2 separate regions of the Homo sapiens genome follow, and region 2 is linked to region 1. A link is a loop called in an ENCODE intact Hi-C map of the cell type or tissue named here. Cell type or tissue: Calu3. All regions are shown on one strand. Links, peaks and the distances in the headings refer to the core of each region. The heading gives the core; the rest is flanking DNA. Region 1 overlaps VWF (von Willebrand factor). Region 2 holds the start of CD9 (CD9 molecule).

Region 1 (5,000 bases), core at 1-5,000:
AAGGAAACGTCTTCTTGTTAGCTAAACTGACACAAACCCACCCCAAAGATAACCCTACATCCCCTCCCACAGAAAGAAGTTGGCTTCTCTTCTCCTCAGGGGAGAGACAAAGACCAAAGAAACCTGAGGGGAGGAAGGGCAGCTGCCCAGGATGAGAAGTTACGGCCCTGCTGATCAAGGGGAGAAAGTGCATGGGTGGAGAGCACCCTCTCTGTGAGGTGGGAAGATGCTGAGAAAGTGGACTGGCTGGCCGGGCGTGGTGGCTCATGCCCGTAATCCCAGCACTTTGGGAGGCTGAGGAGGGTGGATCATTTGAGGTCAGGAGTTCAAGACCAGCCTGGCCAACATGGTGAAACCCCATCTCTATTAAAAATACAAAAATTAGCTGGGCATGATGGTGGGCACCTGTAATCTCAGCTACTCGGGAGGTTGAGGCAGGAGAATCGCTTCAGCCTGGAAGGCGGAGGTTGTGGTGAGCCAAGATCGTGCCACTGCCCTCCAGCCTGGGCAACAGAGTGAGACCCTCTCTCAAAAAACAAAACAAACAAAAAGAAAGTGAACTGGCTAACGTGAAGCACCCCCTTGAAGACCGGGGTGCAGGAGGCAAGACTGGTCAGGAACCAGGAGACCCGAGTTCTGGTCCTTGCCCGGTAACTAAACGACCATGAGGCCTAGGGCAAGTTACTCCTGCTCCAGAAATAATGGCTCTTTATTTCCTACTGGAAAAGGGAGGTTGACAAGAGGATCTCCCAGACCTTCCTGCTTTATGGTCTGTGGTTGCAGGTTTATTTTCATAAAAGGAAAAAAAAAAAAAAAAAGGAGTTAGTTTGAAATTCCCTCAGGAGCTCTAAGACAGGAGAAAGAACATAGCCACACGAGGATGGAGGACGCCAGGATCTCCTGGGTGAAACCTGCCACCCTGCCCCTGCCACCCAGGATTATAGCAAGGACCCTGTGGAATACAGGACCCCAGGAGGCAGGAGGAGGCTCTCCAGGGATCCCAGGCATAATCTAGCGCAGTGGTTCTCAAAGTGTGGTCTTGAGACCCATAGGGGTCCCTGAGACTTTCAAGGGGTCTGCGAGACCAAAACTACTTTCATAATACTATGAAGACGCTATTTGCCTTTTCCCTCCTCATTCTCTTACAAGTATAGAGTGGAATTTTCCAGAGGCCACATGACATGCAATATTGCAAAAGATTGAATGCAGCAGTAGATATGAGAACCCAGCTGTCTCCTATTAAGCCAGCCATTAAAGAAATTTGCAGAAATGTGCAGCAGTGGTATTATTCTTGTTGCTTATTTTTGTTCTGGCAAACAGTTACTTTTCCCCAAAACAGTGATGTTTATATTAATGTGTAGTGGGTTTATTATTATAATTTTTGAATGAGTTAATAAATACATATTTTAAATGTCTCTAATTTAATTTTCAATCTGATAAATACCAATAAATATAATCCTCCTACAAGATCTTGAGGTCCTCAATAATTTTTAAGAGTGTAAAGGCATTCAAGACCAAAAAGCGAGAACCACTTTTTGTTCTGATGGGAAAGGCATGAGGCAGAGAACTAATCCTCGCTCTGCCATGACACGGTTGGTGGGGGTCAGAGTGGGATCAGTCCTCTGATCAGAGGAGTCTATCCTAGCCCTGGAAGTTCTGGAGTGCTGCACCATCCCTCCACTTCCTGTGCCCTGGTTGCCTCATTTATAAAATGGCAGTAATATTTGCACTGTCCACCTGCCAGGGTCATTTCCAGAGAAACAGTGAAAAGTATGGATTGCTATCCAGTGTGATTCCAGGACCACCAAGAACAAGAGGAAGTGGCCCACACATGCAGAGTCCCAGTGTCCAGGGGAAGAATCTGGTGGTTTCCTGAGCAACCTTTCCCGGGCAGGCTTTCTCTTAGCTGAGAGTGCCAATCTGGCTCTTCCCTTACTGCCCACAGTGGGCACCCAGGGAGACACCCCTGCTCCCGGGCCTTGTTTCAGCCGGGAGATTGGACAGCAAACCTGCTCCTTCCCCAGCCCCACAAGAGCCCACCCCAGTCTAGAGGCCCTTGGGATAGCAGAGCCCAGCAGGAAGAATCCCCAGGGCCAAGAAGGGGCATCCAGAAAACAAACACCAGCCTCATAAACAAGAGAGGCCTGTTTCTCGCTCTGGGGGTGTAGGCCATGAGGAGAAAGGAATTCTTCTCCCACCACACAAAGCCATTCTACCCAGAGCACAAGGGGTACTTTGTAAGGGTCGGGCCGCAGGGAGCCAGTACCCCGTGAGGGCACCTACCTTCACCAGCAGCCTCCCGCGGCCATCCCAGTCCATCTGCAGGTCCTCCCCGTAGCTGAGGCGCACGGAGGCCGTCACTGTATGCTGGATGCGGAGGTCACCTGGAACCCAGCAGGACAGGACTCAGGCAGAGGTGGGGAGAGGACAGGGTGGTGGCAGGCAGATGTATTTGGGAGGAAATGGGGTGTCTCAAAAGGATGGTAGCACTGAAGAGCAATGACTTAGGGGCAGATGGGGTGGCCATGAGGTTTAAGGGGGTGTCAGGAGGAAGGGTGATCAAGGTGGACAGAGCGCAAATAGGGTCCCCCAGGAAGAAGCCTCTGCACCCCCCGCTATGACCTGCCATTCCCCCTACTGCCACAGGAGGGAGGCAGAGGCTCCTGCATCCTGGGCTGTAGGCAGGTGCCCTGGAGCAGAGGGGGATCTCTTTAGCATTGACACCACGACATCTGAATGTGCCTGGGACACTCTGCCACTGCACACCACCTCATGTCTGAGCGATGCTGTGTACGACACTGAATACAGCAATTGTTGCTTCTGTGGGAAGGTGGCGACAGATAGGAGCACACCCCTTGCCCTGGGGGAACAAACATATCTTATAAGGAGACACACAGCATAACACCCATGGACGTGCTGGGTACCCACTAGCCCAAGTTCATCCGCTGTGTGCAATGCTAGGATAATGGGCGACAAAGTGGCCAGCAGTTGTGGAGAAGAAGGAAGAGTCTGAGAGCCACTTTGAGTGTGAAGTTTGGGAGCTTTACCATGCAAAAGCAGGTTTGCTTTGACCGGCACAGTGCAACCCAGGTGAAGATACTGGACAGGTAGGTTTTTTGCTACCTCTAGACAGGCCAGAGGGTCACCTGGCCTCGCCCCAAGTGGCATCCTCTGGTGTGACATCACCAGCCACCCCCGATCTCTCAGCATCAGCCTCTGCCCCTGTCCCACCCCAGAGCAAACCAGAACCACCTGCCCAAGACTCAACTCGCCCCTTTGGTTCAAGCCAAATAAAAATCCTCTCGGTTCCCTTTTCCCATCTACACTCTGTCCCAGGTCTAGAGCAACCTCTTCATCTATAGGCTTCCTTCTCTAGTCTTCCTCCTCCAGGAAGCCTTCCTTTCTTGGAGGGATGCATGCCAAGCACCCCACCCTGCCCTCCAAAAATAACTCTCCATCACATTCCCATGGAAGAGGCATGCAGGTCCTTAAGGACAGTGGCCAGGGTTGAGAAGGAGGGTGCTAAGGGATGGGCTGTGCCAGCCCCAGGCCTGATGGAGCAGGACGAAGCATACCTTTCAGGAGGGGGAGCTGGACGTCCTGGCCATCCATGGCAACTCCTGCCCCATGCTTCAGTTTCACAAGGCTGTTGTGCAGGCCAGGCAGCCGGACGGTGACGGAGCGGGTGCACACAGCGTCGCGGTCATCAGCACACTGCCAAGAGGGAACACAGGGTGACTTTGCTGCACCCCCTGCCTATCCAGCTCCCCAGCCCAGGACCCTCTTAATCAGAGAAAGGCCTCAACCCGAGAGCCTCTGGCCTTCTCATAACCTACAACTCCATTCTCCCAGAATACTCCATGTGAATGGGGCCCCCTAGAGTTGTGCAGCAAGAAGGCTTGCTAAGTGCATCCTTGCACACGCCTTCTCCCAGCCTGGCCCAGTCTCTTATAAAGAACCATGGGCCTCTGCTTCATCGTGTTCCTTGGACCTACTGTTCCAAAGAGAATCAAAGACTTTGATCCTCAAGGAAAGCCCTGTGCATTCTCTTCGTCCTCATCTTTGCTTCCATCCCTACAGAAAGGAAGCCACACATGTACCACAGAGTTCAGAAGAGAAGACCAGCCCTCTTTGCCCCCACCCCAGCCATCCCCAGCTCCAAACATCAGAGGGTTAGTTATGGGGGCAACAGGCTAGACCCAAGCAGGATGCGTCCACTGGGTGGGGAGCTGAGCCAGCCCTGAGGAGGCATTATTGTCAGGGCAGGATGCCTTCCGCCAGCATCTAGGGAGAGAGGGGATGGGCTGGGTTTCTGGATGAATGAGGAGCTAACTGAAGTCTGGAAGAGACCTCCCTCATGCACAGAAAGCAATGCCCCACGCCTTCCAGGGACTGCCCATTCAGCCTAGCAGCTATGCAGCACCTTGGGCTACCACCCGACCAGCAGCCGGGCTGGCAAAGCTCACCTGGACAGTCTCAATGACAATGGAGAAGGAGTGGTCCTGGCAATCCCGGGCCAGCAGGTACTGGCAGATCCCACTGAAGGTGAAGTATCTGTTGTCAAAGCTCTTGAAGTGTGATTGACCTGTGACAAGGCACTCCCCTGGAGAGACACAGAGGAAGGGAGAAGAATGGGAGGTGAGGGCACTTCCCCTGGGGTGGCCAAGGTGGAATGCATATGCAAGCAGGGTGCCCTTCCCCAAAACTGCATGGACGTCCTTTGCCCAAACCAGTCTAAAAACAAGTTCTACGAGAAAATTCGGTTCCTGCTCCTAAAACTGCAAGATGTCAGAGCTGGGTCATTCAGGTCAAGGCCTCATTTTACAGATGGGGCAACTAAGGAAGGTGACAGAGCCACACTCAGTCAGTGGTGGAACCACGCAGGAACCCACGCTCCTGCTTCCAGGCTCCCTGCAGCCTCCCCTCCTCCCTCACAGCTCACTGCCATGTCCCACGCTACCTGCTGGCATCAGGGCCACACCAGCCTCAGACTGGTGCCA
Region 2 (17,203 bases), core at 9,767-14,766, 130 kb after region 1:
TTCAATTTCTGCACTGATACGGAAATCTCTCCGAGATATCATGCCGTTGTTTTCTATTGTTGCTATAGCATATTATCACAAGTTTAACACATATTTATTGCACACTTCTGGAGGTCAGCAGTCTGACATGTGGGTCTCACTGGGCTAAAATCTCAGTGTGGGCAGGGCTGTGTTCCCCTCTGGAGGCTGCAGGGGAGAATCCCTTTCCTTGCCTTTCCCAGCTTCTAGAGGCTGCCTGCATTCCTTGGCTCCTGGCCCCTCCTCTGTCTGCAAAGCCACCATTGTCATGTCTCTCTAACCCTTTGTCCCAGTTCCCTCTGACCACAGCCAGGAAAGATTATCTGACTTTAAGGATCCATAGGATTAGATTGAGCCCACTTGGATAATTCAGGATACTCTCCCCATCTCAAAGTCCTTAATCACATCTGCAAAGTTCTTTTTGCCAAGTAAGGTAACATGCACACCTGGCAGGGATTAAGGTGTGGTCACCTTTGTGGGGGCCATTATCCTGCCAGCCATATAAAAAGGAGAGAAAAGAGGCCAGGCGCGGTGGCTCACACCTGTAATCTCAGCACTTTGGAAGGCTGAGGCGGGCGGATCACCTGAGGTCAGGAGTTCAAGACCAGCCTGGCCAACATGGCAAAACCCCATCTCTACTAAAAATACAAAAAAATTGGCTGGGTGTGGTGGCTCACGCCTGTAATCCCAGCACTTTGGGAGGCCAAGGCGGGTGGATCACAAGGTCAGGAGATCGAGACCATCCTGGTTAACACAGTGAAACCCCGTCTCTACTAAAAACAAACAAACAAAACTCTACTAAAAAAAAAAAAAAAAAGAGAGAGAGAGAGAAAAGAGCAAGGTGCCGAATCAGTAGCAAGGTGCTTCTTCTGGTGTTAAAAAATTCTTAAATGGGGAGAATAACAATATATACTAGTATTTGCATAATGAAGGATACATTAAGGAACCAGTATTGGGGAAGAGCTAGCCTGATGGGGACAAGACTGGATGGAGATTTTTGCTGTCGTTATGCAAGTGTTCAAACACACGCAAAAGTAGAGAGAACAGTATAATGAATCCCATATACTCATCGCTCAGCATCAACGATTTTGCATTCTTATTGCATTTTATCTCTCCACTTTTTGGGAAGGGGACTGAACAATTTAAAGCAAATCCCAGACATCATATCATTCTACCCATAAAAACTGCAGCGTGTATCTCTAAGAGATACGGTTTTCTCAGAAACATAACCATGGCCGGGCGCAGTGGCTCATGCCTGTAATCCCAGCACTTTGGGGGGCCGAGGCGGGCGGATCACGAGGTCAGGAGATCGAGACCATCCTGGCTAACACGGTGAAACCCTGTCTCTACTAAAAATACAAAAAAATTAGCTGGGCGTAGTGGCGGGCGCCTGTAGTCCCAGCTACTGGGGAGGCTGAGGCAGGAGAATGGCGTGAACCCGGGAGGCGGAGCTTGCAGTGTGCCGAGATCGCGCCACTGCACTCCAGCCTGGGCGACAGAGCGAGACTCCGTCTCAGAGAGAAAAAAAAACAAAAACAAAAAACACATAACCACAATGCCATCATCACACGTAAGAAAGTTAACAATATTTCCTTAACATCATCTAGTCCTTAGTCCATATTTAAATTTCCCTAACTGCCTACAAAACCTTTTTTTTAATAACTGGTCTGTCTGCATCAGGATTCAAGAATCAGGCCCACACGTTGCCCTTGGTGGACAGAACTCCTAAATCTCTGTTACAGATTAACAGTTTCCAGGAGAAACACGTTTCCCTCTCTTGTATCTTTATTTTTCAGTTATATAAACAAATGATCTATTTTTAAATGAAATTTAAAATAAAAATCTAATGCTTCATGGAGATAAGGCTCCCAAGGGGTCCCAAAAAGTGGTGGGTGAGGGGAAGCCTCAGTGGAGCTCTGGGCTGGAGCGGATGGGAGGCAGAAGGCCCCACCAAAGCTACACGTGGTGAACAGACTTGGGGAGTCTAGGCTCTGACATTCTGGCTTCCTGGCCTGCTTGGAGGTGGGTGGGGAAGTGGTGGGAATGCCAGCGATACAATTTAGCCCTGAGGAAAGTCCCCAAAGTCAAGAGTGCTGCAGTCACTCTATGTGGGTAGGGTGGGAGAGCCACAGGAAACCCACCATCCCTCCATCAGAGCCATATCACACTCCTAGACCCAGGTGTTAAACCAAAGCGTGCCCAGATTGGACAACCGGGAAAAATGGAGATGCGCAGAATGTGCAGGACGGGGGAGGGGTTGGCTAAACTGGAAGTCGGGAGGTCCAAGTCCTACTCTAGCTCTGCCACCAGCCACCTGCACAGTCCTGTGAGAGCCACCTCTAAACACATTCCCTCTAGTAACCACGGCTGGGAGAGGTGGAATGGCGAATAACATCTATTAGTGTTTGCTTGTATTTGCATAAAGAAGGGCACAATAAAAACCGAAGCAGCATCAAATGAGATCCTGGGTATGGAAAAGGGAGTGTCAATTAATATTGTTAACAGCCAGATCCCAAAACCCCAATCCTACCAAGTTCCCAACATTATCCCTAATTTAAGAGAGGAGTTCTGCAGGATGAATAGGAGTTTGCTGGAAACAAGAAAGTTATTGTAGAGAAAGAGAATGACAGGGTCAAAAACAGAGAAATAGGAAATGAGCCCAGTGAGTCCAGAGAATTTAAAAAAATGCAAAATACAGGGCGGGCGCATTGGCTCACACCTGTAATCCCAGCACTTTGGGAGGCTGAGGCGGGCAGATTGCCTGAGGTCAGGAGTTCGAGACCAACCTGACGAACATGGTGAAACCGGTCTCTACTAAAAATACAAAAACTAGCTAGGCCTGGTGGCAGGTGCCTGTAATCCCAGCTACTCAGGAGGCTGAGGCAGGACAATCACTTGAACCTGGGAGGCAGAGGTTGCAGTGAGCCAAGATCGTGTCACTGTGCACTCCAGCCTGGGCGACAGCGAGACTCTATGTCCAAAAAAAAAAAAAATGCAAAATACAAAATGCAATGTGGAAACTTGGATTGGATTCTGGAACAGAAAAAGGACATCAGTGGAAAAACTGATGAAATCTAAATAAAGTCTGCAGTCTAGTTAACAGTATTGTACCAATGTTGATTTCTCAGTTTTGACAAATATACCACGATTATATAAGACGTTAACATTAGAAGGAAGCTGCACTATCTTTGCAACTTTTTTTAAACTGAAATTATTCCAAAATTAAAAGTTTATTAAGAAAGAGGGTTGGCAAGAGGTGGAGATTGCAGTGAACTGAGATCATGCCACTGCACTCCAGCCTGGGTGACAGAGGGAGAGGAAAGAAAGGAAAGAAAGAGGAAAAGAGAAAGGAAGAAAGGAAGAAGAAGGAAGGAAGGAAGGAAAGGAGGGAGGGAGGGAAAGAAAGAGAGTTCGAGGTATTTAGGGAAGTAGAGCTGTTAAAAGCTAGAGCAGGCCAGGCATAGTGGCTCACACCTACAATCCCAACACTTCAGGAGGCCAAGGCGGACAGATCCCTTGAGTCCAGGAGTTGGAGACCAGCCTGGGCAACATGGTAAAACCCCATCTCTACAAAATATACAAAAATTGGCTGGGGGTGGTGGCGTGCACCTGTAGTCCCAGATACTTGGGAGGTTGAAATGGGAGTCTCGTTTGAGTCTGTGAGATCGAGGCTGCAGTGAGCCATGATCTCACCACTGCACTCCAGCCTAGGTGACACAGTGAGACCCTGTCTCAAAAATAAACAAATAAAACCAGCTAGAGCATATAAGGTGCCAGAGTGGGAAATCAGGTGCTGGACGTCAGCAGAGGCTGGTTTACAAAGGCCCGTGCCACACAATGAGGTTCAGACTTCCTTTGTCTTTAGGCAGTGACTCCATGGCCATATTCTCCCTCTCTCTAAACCCTTCCCACAGGCCACAGGTAGACATTAGTGACAGCTTCTTACCTTCACTGTATTTTACCTGCCCATATCTACCTGAACCTACAGACGAAAGTCCCATCTCTTATACACAGACACACATGCAGACACGTGTGCACACACACACTGGCCCTCTAGGGGGACCTTTGTCCAACCCACCCCAGATACAGCTGGGAGAGACAGCGACCCTGCCTCTGGGTGCTTATAGTTTCAGGAGCATCAGCCAAACATTATATGAGACACAAAGAAACTGTCAGCAAGATAGATTCAGCAACTTCGTTTGCCCTTTGATATGAATAAAACCTTCTCAGGACCAGCTTAGGCTAAGCTGTGTGGAAATGGGAAGCAGGCATAGAGCTGAGCCCAGTGGCCCCCAGCACTGCCCTGTCCCCACCTGTGTCTTGCTACGGCTGCCTGGTCAGTCCTGCTCTCAGATATCTGGACCCCTGCAACTCCTCACTTCCCTAACTCTTCCTCGCCTTGTTACCATCTAATGATTGGCGTCCACCACATCCTATATCACCAGTTAGGAGGTGAGTTTCTCATGAGCAAAACTAGGGCGTGGCTTATCCTGGGCACCTCCCACAGCCTAGCACTCAGGTGCTCAGTAAATGTGGGGTGAACAGGACCTAGCATGCTGGGCAAAGACACTCAGAAGACAGAGCTGAAAATGCTCATCTTGCCAACATTCTCCAAGACTCCAAGCCTTGGGGCTATTTAGCATTTTATAACAACCAAGTCCACTACTCCTGTACTGAGATTAAAATTGAAAATCAAGTTTATAAGCACCCTTATAGTTTACAAAGCACTTACACATCCAGGATTTCATCTGACTCTCTTACAACAGCAAAGTAGGAGTTTTTACTAAGCCCATTTTGTGGATAACGAAATGGAGTCTCAGAAAAGCAGAGACTTGCTCAGGTCATCTCTGCTCCCAGGTAAGTATGCAGTAGGGCTTGCACCTGTGACTTCTAATTTCAAGCCCCATGCTAATTGCCTACAGCTTCTCTACCCTCTTACGCAGGAAATACCACAAATACATAGCCCCCAGAGTCCCTGCTCCTCCACCTGAAGCCAGAACCACCAACCAGAACAGAAGCCAGCAGCCACAGAGTGAAGAGAAGCTGCAGCTGCTACCCATGGGCTGGCATTGCCTACCACTGAGCCAGGGGCAGGCTGCCTGGGCACATACCCGCCCATCCCCACCCCTCATGGTGGAGAAAGAGCAGTAATCATCCTCGCTCTGCAGCTGTGGAAAGCGAGCCTCAGAGGAACAGACAAGCACCAGCAAAGGCAGGACCCAATTGCAGGCTCACCACCTGTCAGCAGCCCTAAGACTCAGAGTCGCCTTGCAGGGAGGCACCTTCAAGATGGCACAACTGCTGAGGAGTCATCTGCAGCCCCTTCACCCACCTCTACAGTCAAAGGGCAAAAACGGCAGTGTAGTGCCAGTCCACATTTACCTACCACAGGAAGCAGCAGCTTAGCACCTGGGCTCTGGAACCAGGCCACCTGGGTTTACATCCCGGCTCTGCTGCTTCCTAACAAGAGCATGAACCGCCTGTGACTTGGCTTCCCCATTTGTAAAACTATCAACCTCAAAGGGTTGTTTGTGGATTGAGTTTATATACAGCAGTTAGAACAGCATTAGTTACATCTTATGTACCCATGCAAGTGTTAGTTCTTCAGACCTACTACATTAAGTGTCTGGAAGGTACCTACTGTGGGTACAACAGGAGCTGGTAATCTAGCTGGAGAGTATTTATTTATGGGGAAGGAGTCTTGCTGTGTCGCCCAGGCTGGAATGCAATAGCACCATCTCAGCTCACTGCAACCTCCGCTTCCTGGGTTTAGGCAATTCTCCTGCGTCAGCCTCCTGAGTAGCTGGGATTACAGGCACCTGCCTGAAGGGATGGGTTGCTCCTCCACACCTGTGGGCACTTCTCATTAGGTGGAACGAGACTTGGAAAAGAGACACAGAGACAAAGTGTAGAGAAAGAAAAAAAGGGGGCCCAGGGTGTGTCTGGAATTGGTAGGTCCTTGGTCTCACTGACTTCAAGAATGAAGCCACGGACCCTCGCGGTGAGGTGAGTGTTACAACTCTTAAGGTGGCGCGTCTGAAGTTTGTTTTTTCTGACGTTCAGATGTGTTTGGAGTTTCTTCCTTCTGGTGGGTTTGTGGTCTTGCTGGCTTAAGGAGTGAAACTGCAGACCTTCGCGTTGAGTGTTACAGCTCTTAAGGCAGCAAGTCTAGGAGTTATTCGTTTCTCCCAGTGGGCTCATAGTCTCACTGGCTTCAGGAGTGAAGCTGCAGACCTTCGTGGTGAGTGTTACTGCTCATAAAAGCAGTGCAGACCCAAAGCGTGAAAGAACAAAGCTTCCACCACGTGAAAGGAGACCCGAGCGGGTTGCTACTGCTGGCTCACGCAGCCTGCTTTTATTCTCTTATCTGGCCCCACCCACGTCCTGCTGATTGGTAGAGCCCAGTGGTCTGTTTTGACAGGGCGCTGATTGGTGCGTTTACAATCCCTGAGCTAGACACAAAGGTTCTCCTCCTCCCCACCAGATTAGTTAGATACAGAGTATCGACACAAAGGTTCTCCAAGGCCCCACCAGAGCAGCTAGATACAGAGTGTCAATTGGTGCATTCACAAATCCTGAGCTAGACACAGGGTGCTGATTGGTGTGTTTACAAACCTTGAGCCAGATACAGAGTACCGATTGGTGTATTTACAATCCCTGAGCTAGACATAAAGGTTCTCCACATCCCCACCAGACTCAGGACCCCAGCTGGCTTCACCCAGTGGATCCCGCACCAGCGCTGCAGGTGGAGCTACCTGCCAGTGCCGCGCCCTGCGCCCACACTCCTCAGCCCTTGGGTGGTTGATGGGACTTGGCACCGTGGAGCAGGGGGCGGCGCTCATCGGGGAGGCTCGGCCGCACAGGAGCCCACGGAGTGGGTGGGAGGCTCAGGCATGGTGGGCTGCAGGTCCCGAGCCCTGCGCCGCGAGAAGGCAGCTAAGGCCCAGTAAGAAATCGAGCGCAGCGCGGGTGGGCCAGCACTGCTGGGAGACCCAGTACACCCTCCGCAGCCGCCGGCCCGGGTGCTAAGCCCCTCATTGCCCGGGGCCCGCAGGGCGGGCCGGCTGCTCTGAGTGCGGGGCCCGCCAAGCCCACGCCCACCTGGAACTCCAGCTGGCCCGCAAGCGCCGCTCACAGCCCCGGTTCCCGCTCGCGCCTCTCCCTCCACACCTCCCTGCAAGCTGAAGGAGCCGGCTCCGGCCTTGGCCAGCCCAGAAAGGGGCTCCCATAGTGCAGCGGCGGGCTGAAGGGCTCCTCAAATGCCGCCAAAGTGGGAGCCCAGGCAGAGGAGGCCCCCAGAGTGAGCGAGGGCTGTGAGGACTGCCAGCACGCTGTCACCTCTCAAGGGGACCAGCGTTCAGCATACGGAGGATCCCGCCAGCCTCTGAGTTCCCTTAGTATTTATTGATCATTCTTGGGTGTTTCTCGGAGAGGGGGATGTGTCAGGGTCATAGGATAATAGTGGAGAGAAGGTCAGCAGATAAACACGTGAACAAAGGTCTCTGCATCATGAACAAGGTAAAGAATTAAGTGCTGTGCTTTAGATATGCATACACATAAACATCTCAATGCCTTACAGAGCAGTATTGCTGCCCGCATGTCCCACCTCCAGCCCTAAGGCGGTTTTCCCCTATCTCAGTAGATGGAATATACAATCGGGTTTTACACCGAGACATTCCATTGCCCACCTTCCTCTTGTCTCAACTGCAGAAAGGTGTTCCTTCCTCTTTTACTAATCCTCCTCAGCACAGACCCTTTACGGGTGTCGGGCTGGGGGACAGTCAGGTCTTTCCCTTCCCACGAGGCCATATTTCAGACTGTCACATGGGGAGAAACCTTGGACAACACCTGGCTTTCCTAGGCAGAGGTCCCTGTGGCCTTCCGCAGTGTTTGTGTCCCTGGGTACTTGAGATTAGGGAGTGGTGATGACTCTTAAGGAGCATGCTGCCTTCAAGCATCTGTTTAACAAAGCACATCTTGCACCGCCCTTAATCCATTTAACCCTGAGTTTGACATTGAGATTAACAGCATCTCAAGGCAGAAGAATTTTTCTTAGTACAGAACAAAATGGAGTCTCCTATGTCTACTTCTTTCTACATAGACACAGTAACAATCTGATCTCTCTTTTCCCCACACCCGCCATCATGCCCAGCTAATCTTTTTTTTTTTAGACGGAGTCTCACTCTCACCAGGCTGGAGTGCAGTGGCGCAGTCTCAGCTCACTGCAACCTCCGCTTCCTGGGTTCAGGCGATTCTCCTGCCTCAGCCTCCTGAGTAGCTGGGATTACAGGCACCTGCCACCACGCTCAGCTAATCTTTTTTTTTTTTTTTTTTCTGAGACGGAGTCTCGCTCTGTCGCCCAGGCTGGAGTGCAGCGGTGTGATCTCAGCTCACTGCAAGCTCTGCCTCCCGGGTTCACGCCATTCTCCTGCCTCAGCCTCCCTAGTAGCTGGGACTACAGGCGCCCGCCACCACGCCTGGCTAATTTTTTGTATTTTTAGTAGAGACAGGGTTTCACTGTGTTAGCCAGGATGATCTCGATCTCCTGACCTCGTGATCCGCCCGCCTCAGCCTCCCACAGTGCTGAGATGATAGGCGTGAGCCACCGCGCCCGGCCGCCCAGCCAACTCTTTTAAACAGATGCATGAAACCTGAAATTATCACCCAGGACAAATCTTGTAAGAGTCTAGTGGATGATTCAGAAAGAAGTTGCTACAGGAGTGTCCTGAGAAAGAGGATCAGAGCAGACTAAGATGACTGAGGGTGCTGGGGAAGGCAGGGGCTGGGCTGGCCTCAGAGATGGTGCAGGCTGCTTGAAGGGCAGAAAGGAGGAAGTGCCAAGAGCTTGGGCTTCGGAAAGAAGAGGTGGGGACCCAGGCATAGAGCTGGGGATGCATGTGGTATTCCAAAAGAGTGAACAGATTTGCAAACAGAGGTTAAGGCGAGAGAGCAGAGGGCCTGTATGATGATCTTACAATTGAGACATCGGCTTTCCATACATTCAATAAATATTGTGCACCTACTGTATGTCAGGCACTGTTCAAAGCCCTTGGGATACATAGAGAACAGAACAGCCATGCGGATTTTGCATTCTAGCTGGAGGAGACAGGTAAATAGCAATGCACATACCAAGGAAACATTCCACTCTGTGAGAAGGTAAATGCTATGGGAGCATTGTTTGGAAGTAGAACAGGGGTAAGGGGAGTTGGGAGATCTTTGAGCAGGAAAGAGTAAAGCTGAGCTTCAGGAGTCTGATGAAAGGATGATATTAAATATTGCTTGTTTAGAATTGCTCCCCGCCTGCCCCCAACCCCCATATACTAAGGAGGACAGACCCTGAGAGCCATGATTTGTTTTGCTGAGCAGGGTGAGGGGAGGTGGGGACACAAACGGAAAATGCCAAGTTTAGAGCTAAATTGCTCCACACAGACATATGCAGAGGACATCCACAGGGCAGGGGGCTGGCTGAGGCTGGGCTGGGGGGCAGATGATAGGGGTGGCTGCCACAGATTGGACGTTTGAGAAGAGCTATCCAGAGGGATTCTTAGAATGGTTCTCTCTGGCATATGAGAGGGAACCCCTCATCCACCTATCCGTGAAACCTTCATAAAATCCACACTGGACATAGGCAGTTTCCAGGTTGAGTGTGTGTGTGCTTAATGCAAGGAAAAGAAGTGATGGGTGAGAGGAGGGCAGCCCACCCCCAAGGACGCACGCAGCAAGACTCTCTGGGTCCAATGTTGTGTCCATCCTGGGCAGGTGAACAGCAGCGAGGCAGGGCAAGGGTAGAACAGCCGTTTGGGCTGCAGATGAGCTTCCAGGATGCAGCCCCCTTGCGGATGGCAGGGCATCAGGGGGAACAAAAGATCAGGATCCAACCCTGGACTGAAACCAGAAGCTCTGAGGTCTGATCTGTGCTCTGCCACTCAATCACTACAACCCGCCTTAGCCCTGGTGCCTCCCAGCAATGACGTAAGAACAGCTAAGAAACAGGAATCACATTCACTAAGCAGCTGTGAGGCTGGGGGAAGGAGGAGCCCCAGGTGATGGGAGGTGTTGGTGCTGACTGATTAGAGACAGGGAGGGCTGAGGAGAAAGTCAGCTGCGAGCCTAGAAAGCCCTTGGAGATTATGAATTCTGATCTTGATGTTTACATTGAGATTACTATATTTCCTATTGCTTCGGTAACAACCACAAATTTAGTGGCTTAAAGTAACACATATTTACTATTTCACAATTCTAGAGGTCTGAAATCTAAAATGGGTGGGCAGGGCTGTGTTGGATCCCTCTGGCAGCTGCAGGGGAGAATTCGTTTCTTCGCCTTCTCCAGCTTCTAGAGGCTGTCCTTGTTCCCCAACACACAGCTGTGCATCACTGCGACCTCTGCTTCTGTCGTCACATCTCCTTCCCTGGCTTTGACACTTCCACCTGTCTCTTATAAGAACCCTTTGGATTCCACTGGGCCCACTGGGATGGTCCAGGCTATGCCATGGAAAGTAACACATTCACAGTTTTGGGGATTGGAACGTGGGCCTATTTGGAGGGCCGTTAGAAGTGGAAACGGGCCAGGCACGGTGGCGCACGCCTGTAATCCCAGCACTTTGGGAGGCTGAGGTGGGCGGATCACCTGGGGCCAGGAGTTCAAGACCAGCCTGACCAACAGGAGGAAACCCCATCTCTACTAAAAATATAAAAAATATAAAAAATATAAAAAACACGGTGGCTTACGCCTGTAATCCCAGCACTTTGGGAGGCTGAGGTGGGTAGATAACGAATTCAGGAGTTCAAGACCAGCCTGGCCAATATGGTGAAACCCCGTCTCTACTAAAAATACAAAAATTAGCTGGGCATGGTGGTGTGCGCCTGTAGTCCCAGCTACTTGGGAGGCTGAGGCAGAAGAATCACTTGAACCCGGGAGGCAGAGGTTGCAGTGAGCCAAGATCGTGCCACTGCACTCCAGCCTGGGTGACAAAGCGAGACTCCGTCTAAAAAAAAAAAAATTATTAGCCGGGCATGGCAGCGCACACCTGTAATTCAATCTGCTTGGGAGGCTGAGGCAAGAGAGTCTCTTGAGCCCAGGGATGGAGGTTGTAGTGAGCCGAGATTGAGCCACTGCACTCCAGCCTGGGCAACAGAGCGAGACTTGGTCTCAAAAAAAAAAAATCTGCAGGCTCTTGGATATCAGGACTTGCATTTACAGAGAGATGAGTTAAACAGAGAAAATGGTGGAAGGCACAAAAGGGGATGAGTGCTCCAGGAGAGGTCTGAGAGAGAAGGGCAGGGGCCTGAGAAAGCCCCACGCCCAGCCGTCATTCTGCAGATGTTTGCAGAGGGCCTGCTCTGGGCCAGGAAGGGACCGGGAGCTAGGGAGAGCACAGAAATTAATCAAATGCAAGTGCACCCTCGAGGAGCTCACTACCAAGAAGTGGACACATAAAGGAAGATGATGATGACCAGAGAATCACACATGCGAGACTCAAGGTAATCCACGGAGAAAAAGACTGGAGTGCTCCAGGAAGGCTTCATAAGGTGGTGTATTTGAGCTTAGAAAGAGGAACAGGAGAGAAGCTTCTAGAAGTGAAGGAGGTGAATCAAGATGGCCACTGGTGTGGTGGCTGGAAGGGCCTTGGTGGCCTGTGAGAGCGAGGGTCCTACCTGTTGCCTTACAAAGCCATTGCCCACAGCTGGAGGGACCTGGGGCATGGGTGTGACGGCTCATTAGGTCACCTGGCCTCTGCGTGTTCAAATCTTACCACCAGGGGGGGCACAAGAGCCAAAGTGGACCCTGAGCCTGAGCTGGGGTTTCTTTCCCAGAGACAGGACGCCTTGAGGGAAGGGAGGAAAAGCTTTCCCACTCCAGCACCACAAAGCCTGGAAGGCCTGGCTGCTTCCATGTGATTTCTGACTCAGGGGCTTACCCATATTTTCCTCTTCCGGTTAAGGCAAAACATAATTTTTCCATCGCTCACCTTCCTGGTTGCCTGTAGCACTAACTGTCTGTAACAAATGCACTTTGGCCCAGGGGTTTATTGTGACACAGAATGTCAGGAGGAATGAAAGACACCTCCTGATCCAAAATGCTGTGAACCAAAAAGTATCTGAGACAGGTCTCAATCAATTTAGAAAGTTTATTTTGCCAAGGTTACAGATGGGCGCCCAGGAGGCAGATCTGTGCCTTCTGCAAAGATGATTTTGAGGGCTTCAATATTTAAAAGGCGGCTGGTGGGGAAAGAGGAAGAAAGTTTTTTTAAGGTGTGGGTAGGTAAGAAACAAACGGTTGCATTCTTTTGAGTCACTGATCATCCTCTCACTGAATGCACAATTTACATGGCAGAGGAGGGTAGAGAAATAAGTCACTTATGCCTTGTCTAGCACAGCGAATCTTCATTTTTACATTGGAGGAAGCAATCAGATATGCATTTGTCTCAGGTGAGCAGAGGGATGACTTTGAGTTCTGTCCTTTTTTCTGTACCTGTGAAGATATGCTATCAATTTACATTGTCATGGTGAAATTCAACAGAACTGTTTTAGGGCAAATATCATAGGGTCCACCAGAAATTTCCTCATGGGCAAATTGTGAAAGAAGTGCATAGCTGCTTTTTTTTTTTTTTTTTTTTTTGAGACGGAGTCTGGCTGTGTCCCCCAGGCTGGAGGGCAGTGGCGCGATCTCGGCTCACTGCAAGCTCTGCCTCCCGGGTTCACGCCATTCTCCTGCCTCAGCCTCCTGAGTAGCTGGGACTACAGGCGCCCGCCGCCACGCCCGGCTAATTTTTTTGTATTTTTAGTAGAGACGAGGTTTCACCGTGTTAGCCAGGATGGTCTTGATCTCCTGACCTCATGATCCTCCCGCGTCGGCCTCCTAAAGTGCTTGGATCACAGGTGTGAGTCACAGCGCCCAACAAGAAGTGCATAGCTTTTTTTGTTTTTTCTTTTTGAGACGGAGTCTCACTCTGTCGCCAGGCTAGAGTGCTGTGGCGCGATCTCGGCTCACTGCAACCTCCAACTCCCTGGTTCAAGGGATTCTCCTGCCTCTGCCTCCCGAGTAGCTGGGATTATAGGTATGCGCCACCATGCCTGGCTAATTTTTGTATTTTTAGTAGAGATGCGGTTTCACTATGTTGGCCAGGATGGTCTCGATCTCCTCACCTCGTGATCCGCCCACCTTGGCCTCCCAAAGTGCTGGGATTACAGGCGTGAGCCACTGCGCCCGGCCGAGAAGTGCATAGCTTTTTAAAAAATCTTTGTAGCTATCTTATTTAGGAATGGGAGGCAGGTTTGCCTGTGGCAGTTCCCAGCTTGATTTTTTCCTTTGGCTTATTGATTTTGGGGTCCTAAGATTTATTTTCCTTTCACAATACTCTTGTACAGGTGAGGAGACTGAGGCCCAGAGAGGAGGCTGCCTGCCTAACATAGACCAAAGGGTCAGAACCAAGAGTAGAACTCAGACCCCCTCACTTCAGGCCCAATGCTCTCATCACATAAAAAGGATGCCTTGATTATACGAATGTGGCACTGAACTATATAGGCTGACCCCAATTCTTTCTTCAGTGTAAACAATAATAGGAATAGGAGCAACAGGCAGCGTTTCTGCAGCGCTTCTGTGGCAGGCAGGTTCTAAGGCCTCCCTGTGGATTTCCTCTGTCAACACTCACGTTTACCCTAATAAGTAATTTCTATTATAAACTTAAATATTTACTGAACTCCTCCCACCAGTACTTGTTAACTTGGGAGAAGGGGGAGATGCAATAAAATCTTTCTTTTCCTAAGACCTGTCTCCCAAGATAGATGGACGCAGGCCCAAAAGGGCACAATGGAACACTGACTGTTTTCCGGCCTCCTTCCCACCCTCCAGGGTGCTTCACACTCCTCCCCTGTGCTGGAATCATCCTGGACACTGGTTAGGATGTGTAAAGTCAAGCATCACCAAAATTCCTCTGCTTGTCCTCTTGGCATTAGGCTCAGTTTAGGCCCTGCCTCTCCTTCCTTGTCCTCCTTCCTCCCCATGTACCACTATCGGTTGTTTCCCCAGTGCAGCCAGCTGCCCGCTTCTGTGTCTTTGCATATCCAGTTCCCTCTTGGAATTCCCTCCTCCGCATTGACTACTGACTCCACCTTCCCAAGTCAAGTCAGCTGCTGCAATGTCCCCTGCTCTGGGGAGCCTCTCGGACTCAGATTGACGTGGGGATGTGCCCTGTGCCCCTACTTGTTACTAGCTTCTGCTGCTCTGCCTCTGATCTCTCCCTCCCCTTCCCGGCCTGACACCTCATGGGGTTTTGCCCTGCCTTCTCTAGGCTTTATCCCATTGCCCCGCCTTCATTCATTCTTCTCTCACCTGAACTACTCCACAGCCTCCTAGCAGATTTGCACCTGGTCCTCAGCTCAACTTTCATCTACCACTGCTCCCCTCATATTACCTGATTGCGTCTCCCCAAATACAACATCTCCATGTTCCATGCAATCCCGTAAAGCACTGAGCCAAGGACTGGAGATGCCAACAATGGTCCTGGTCCTCAAGGGGCTTCCTACCTGCCCCTCCGGCCTTCCCCCACCCAACTACCTAAAACACAGGCAGAGAACCTCTGAAAACACAGCAGATCCAACCATTCCCCTGCTTGAACCTTTCGGTGGCCCCTAATGCTCAGAGTGCAAAGTCCAGGAGCACAAGGCTCTTTCTCACCTTCCCACAAACTACCCCGTGACTCCAGGCTCCAGCCCAGAGCCCGGACAGCCCCTGCCCCAGCCTTTGCCCAGGATTCTCCCTTGGCGGCAACTTTCCCTGTGGTTCTGCAGCATCATCTCCCAGTCTGGGTCAGAGGCCTCTCCTTAGCCTCTTAGCCCCCAAGCCTCTCCCCGTAACTGCACCTATCACCCTCAAACCATTGTCTGGCTGCCTGTCTCCTCCCACACTGGTCCCTGAGCAGAAACAAGGACTAATCCATGTTTTTCAGCTCCTACCCCTAATGAAATACCCTAATAGATACTGAAAAATGTTTTTGAACCAATGAGACAAGTCTACTGATAATAAACAGGCAAATAACAGCAATGTGCTAACAGTGGCTGTTTCTGGTGAGCAGAATTTTGAGGTCTGTTCCTTTCACTTCTTGGTATTTCGGTTGTTTCTGTAATGACTGTATCTTGCTTTTGTAATCATAAAGGACAGTAAAGGAAACTTCATTTTGAAAATAATACAAAGGGATTCGGGGACTTCAAAAGAAGGTGACTCTCCTCGTCCACTCCAGAGAATCAGGAAAGGAGTGTTTAAAGACCCACAGAATTCCTACAAGTGACGTTGGGGGGGGGCCAGCCAGCCAGGGCGCATGCCGGCCAGCGAGTGGGGTGGGCTCTGGGTCCGGGAGAAGTCAGATCAGTGCTCTGTACAGGGCCTTGAGGGCAAGACGAGGAATTTCGACTTAGGTCCTTGAATCTGGAGAGCTACAGAAAGTTTGTGAGCTCAGGAGAAGCGCTCCGAGCTCGGCATCTGGAGCAGTTCAAGGCAGCAGCGAGCAAGTCCAAAGACGCAGGAGGGAGGGTGGGGTGGAGGAGTAGAGAGAAAACAGAAGCCGTCTACAGACCCTTTTTCCCTCTGGGGCAACTAAACCTCAAGTGCAGGAAGCGCTTGGGGACTGCCCAGCCCTCAGCTGTGTTATTATTCGGTGATAGGTATTTGCTAATTACTTCCAAAAGCCTCCCATCTGTCATCCCACCCAGACTGCGCGCTTCTAATTCCTCCTACCCCACATGCTGTGCCCAATGAAAAGTATGGTCAGCGAGCGAAGGTTTGCAAGGAGACAGACGAGGGCGAAATTAAGCCAGGCGGCTTCCCTTTAAATCCTCGCAAAGCAGAAGGGCCCCTCACTCTGGCAGCAGGCCTTGGCCAAGGGGCCTTTAGCCCTGACGACCCGGGGAAGAGTCTCCCAAAGCAGAACGCCCGGTCCGGCGCCCAGACCAAACGCGGGGGAACCGGAAGGGCGAGGCCTCCACGTAAGTCCGCGGTAAAAGTGGCAGGGAGTGGCTGCCTGCAAAGACCCCAAGACGGCTTGAAGAAGGAGTGGGTGGCGGGTGGGGGTTAGGGCGACTAGGCGGGGAAACAGGGAGAGGGTCGGGCTCCGCGGGGCAGCTGGGGCCGGGGCTCGCCGACCTGGGCGGGGGCGGGGGGCGGGGGGGGTGCGGCCCGGGCGGGGCCGGTGGGGCGGGAGGCGTGGCCGGCGGGGGGAGTGGGGGCGGCTTTTCCCGGCACATGCGCACCGCAGCGGGTCGCGCGCCCTAAGGAGTGGCACTTTTTAAAAGTGCAGCCGGAGACCAGCCTACAGCCGCCTGCATCTGTATCCAGCGCCAGGTCCCGCCAGTCCCAGCTGCGCGCGCCCCCCAGTCCCGCACCCGTTCGGCCCAGGCTAAGTTAGCCCTCACCATGCCGGTCAAAGGAGGCACCAAGTGCATCAAATACCTGCTGTTCGGATTTAACTTCATCTTCTGGGTGAGTGAGCGCGACTGCCGCGCGCTCCTCTCAGGGCCCACCTGTTCGCGGGCCCCGGACACTGGCCGCGGCCGCGAGTGCCGGCAGCTGGCACTGCCCGCACCGGGCAGGCACCGGGCGGGAAGAGAGAGCGCCCTGCGGCTGCCAGCTGGCTCCAAGGCCGGGTCCAGAGCCGGGCGGGACGGCCGCGACGGGCGCATTCGGGTGGGGGCTCATCACCGCCCAGCCGGCGTGGGGAGCCGGGCCCTCTTGAGATGAGGCGTGCGGGAGGGTCCTGAGCACTTTAGCTCGCCTAGGATTTGAGCTGGGGTGTGTGTCTGCTCCCAGCTCAAGTCCCTCCGAGTGCCAGAGAGGAAGGCAGGGAGAAGCGGAGCACCCCTCTTTGGGCCAAGGCCAAGGAGGACTGTGGTGAGCAGTATGGCTTGTGACCGGGTGGGGTCTCCCAGGTAGTAGGGGGCGCCAGGAAGGGAGGGTGCGGGCACGGCGAGAGCTCAGCCAAGAGCGGCTCTCACTTTTACGCAGGAGCGGCAGGGGTGCCTCGGCCGCGGGTCCGGCCCCGGGACCCAGTCCCTGAGAGTCGGGGGCCCCTCCACCCTTGAGGAGGAACCTCGCAGGCCCCCGTTCCCTCAGACTTTGATTCTGAGCCACCGTGAGAGCGCCGAACTCCCTGGTAGCTCCCTGAAAGACTAGCTTGTCTTGATTTCTTTCAAG

The links. Peaks named below come from ENCODE experiments on the same cell type or tissue, not always from the same donor. Only the 100,000 strongest peaks of a DNase experiment are listed, where the experiment ranks them.
Region 2: a loop joins it to region 1, with 11 times the contacts of the local background. A loop is called at or near these places in 87 of 110 quality-filtered maps.

The regions. Positions count from the first base shown.
Region 1 is chr12:6,060,671-6,065,670 of GRCh38, forward strand. It overlaps VWF (von Willebrand factor), which reads right to left. Exons shown (of 52, transcript NM_000552.5): 11 at 4,467-4,603; 12 at 3,576-3,714; 13 at 2,284-2,384. Among named protein-coding and RNA genes, the nearest start is that of SNORA120, 23 kb to the left of the region's middle. In Calu3, for the core only: a CTCF peak has its summit at 2,640 (motif pointing right); a DNase peak (open chromatin) is centred at 2,671.
Region 2 is chr12:6,184,074-6,201,276 of GRCh38, forward strand. It overlaps CD9 (CD9 molecule), which reads left to right and starts at 16,327. Exons shown (of 8, transcript NM_001769.4): 1 at 16,327-16,492. The coding sequence starts at 16,427. RefSeq lists enhancers at 6,324-7,009, 7,010-7,695, 15,199-15,811, 15,812-16,423 and a silencer at 10,023-10,072. In Calu3, for the core only: a CTCF peak has its summit at 11,781 (motif pointing right); DNase peaks (open chromatin) are centred at 10,043 and 11,778.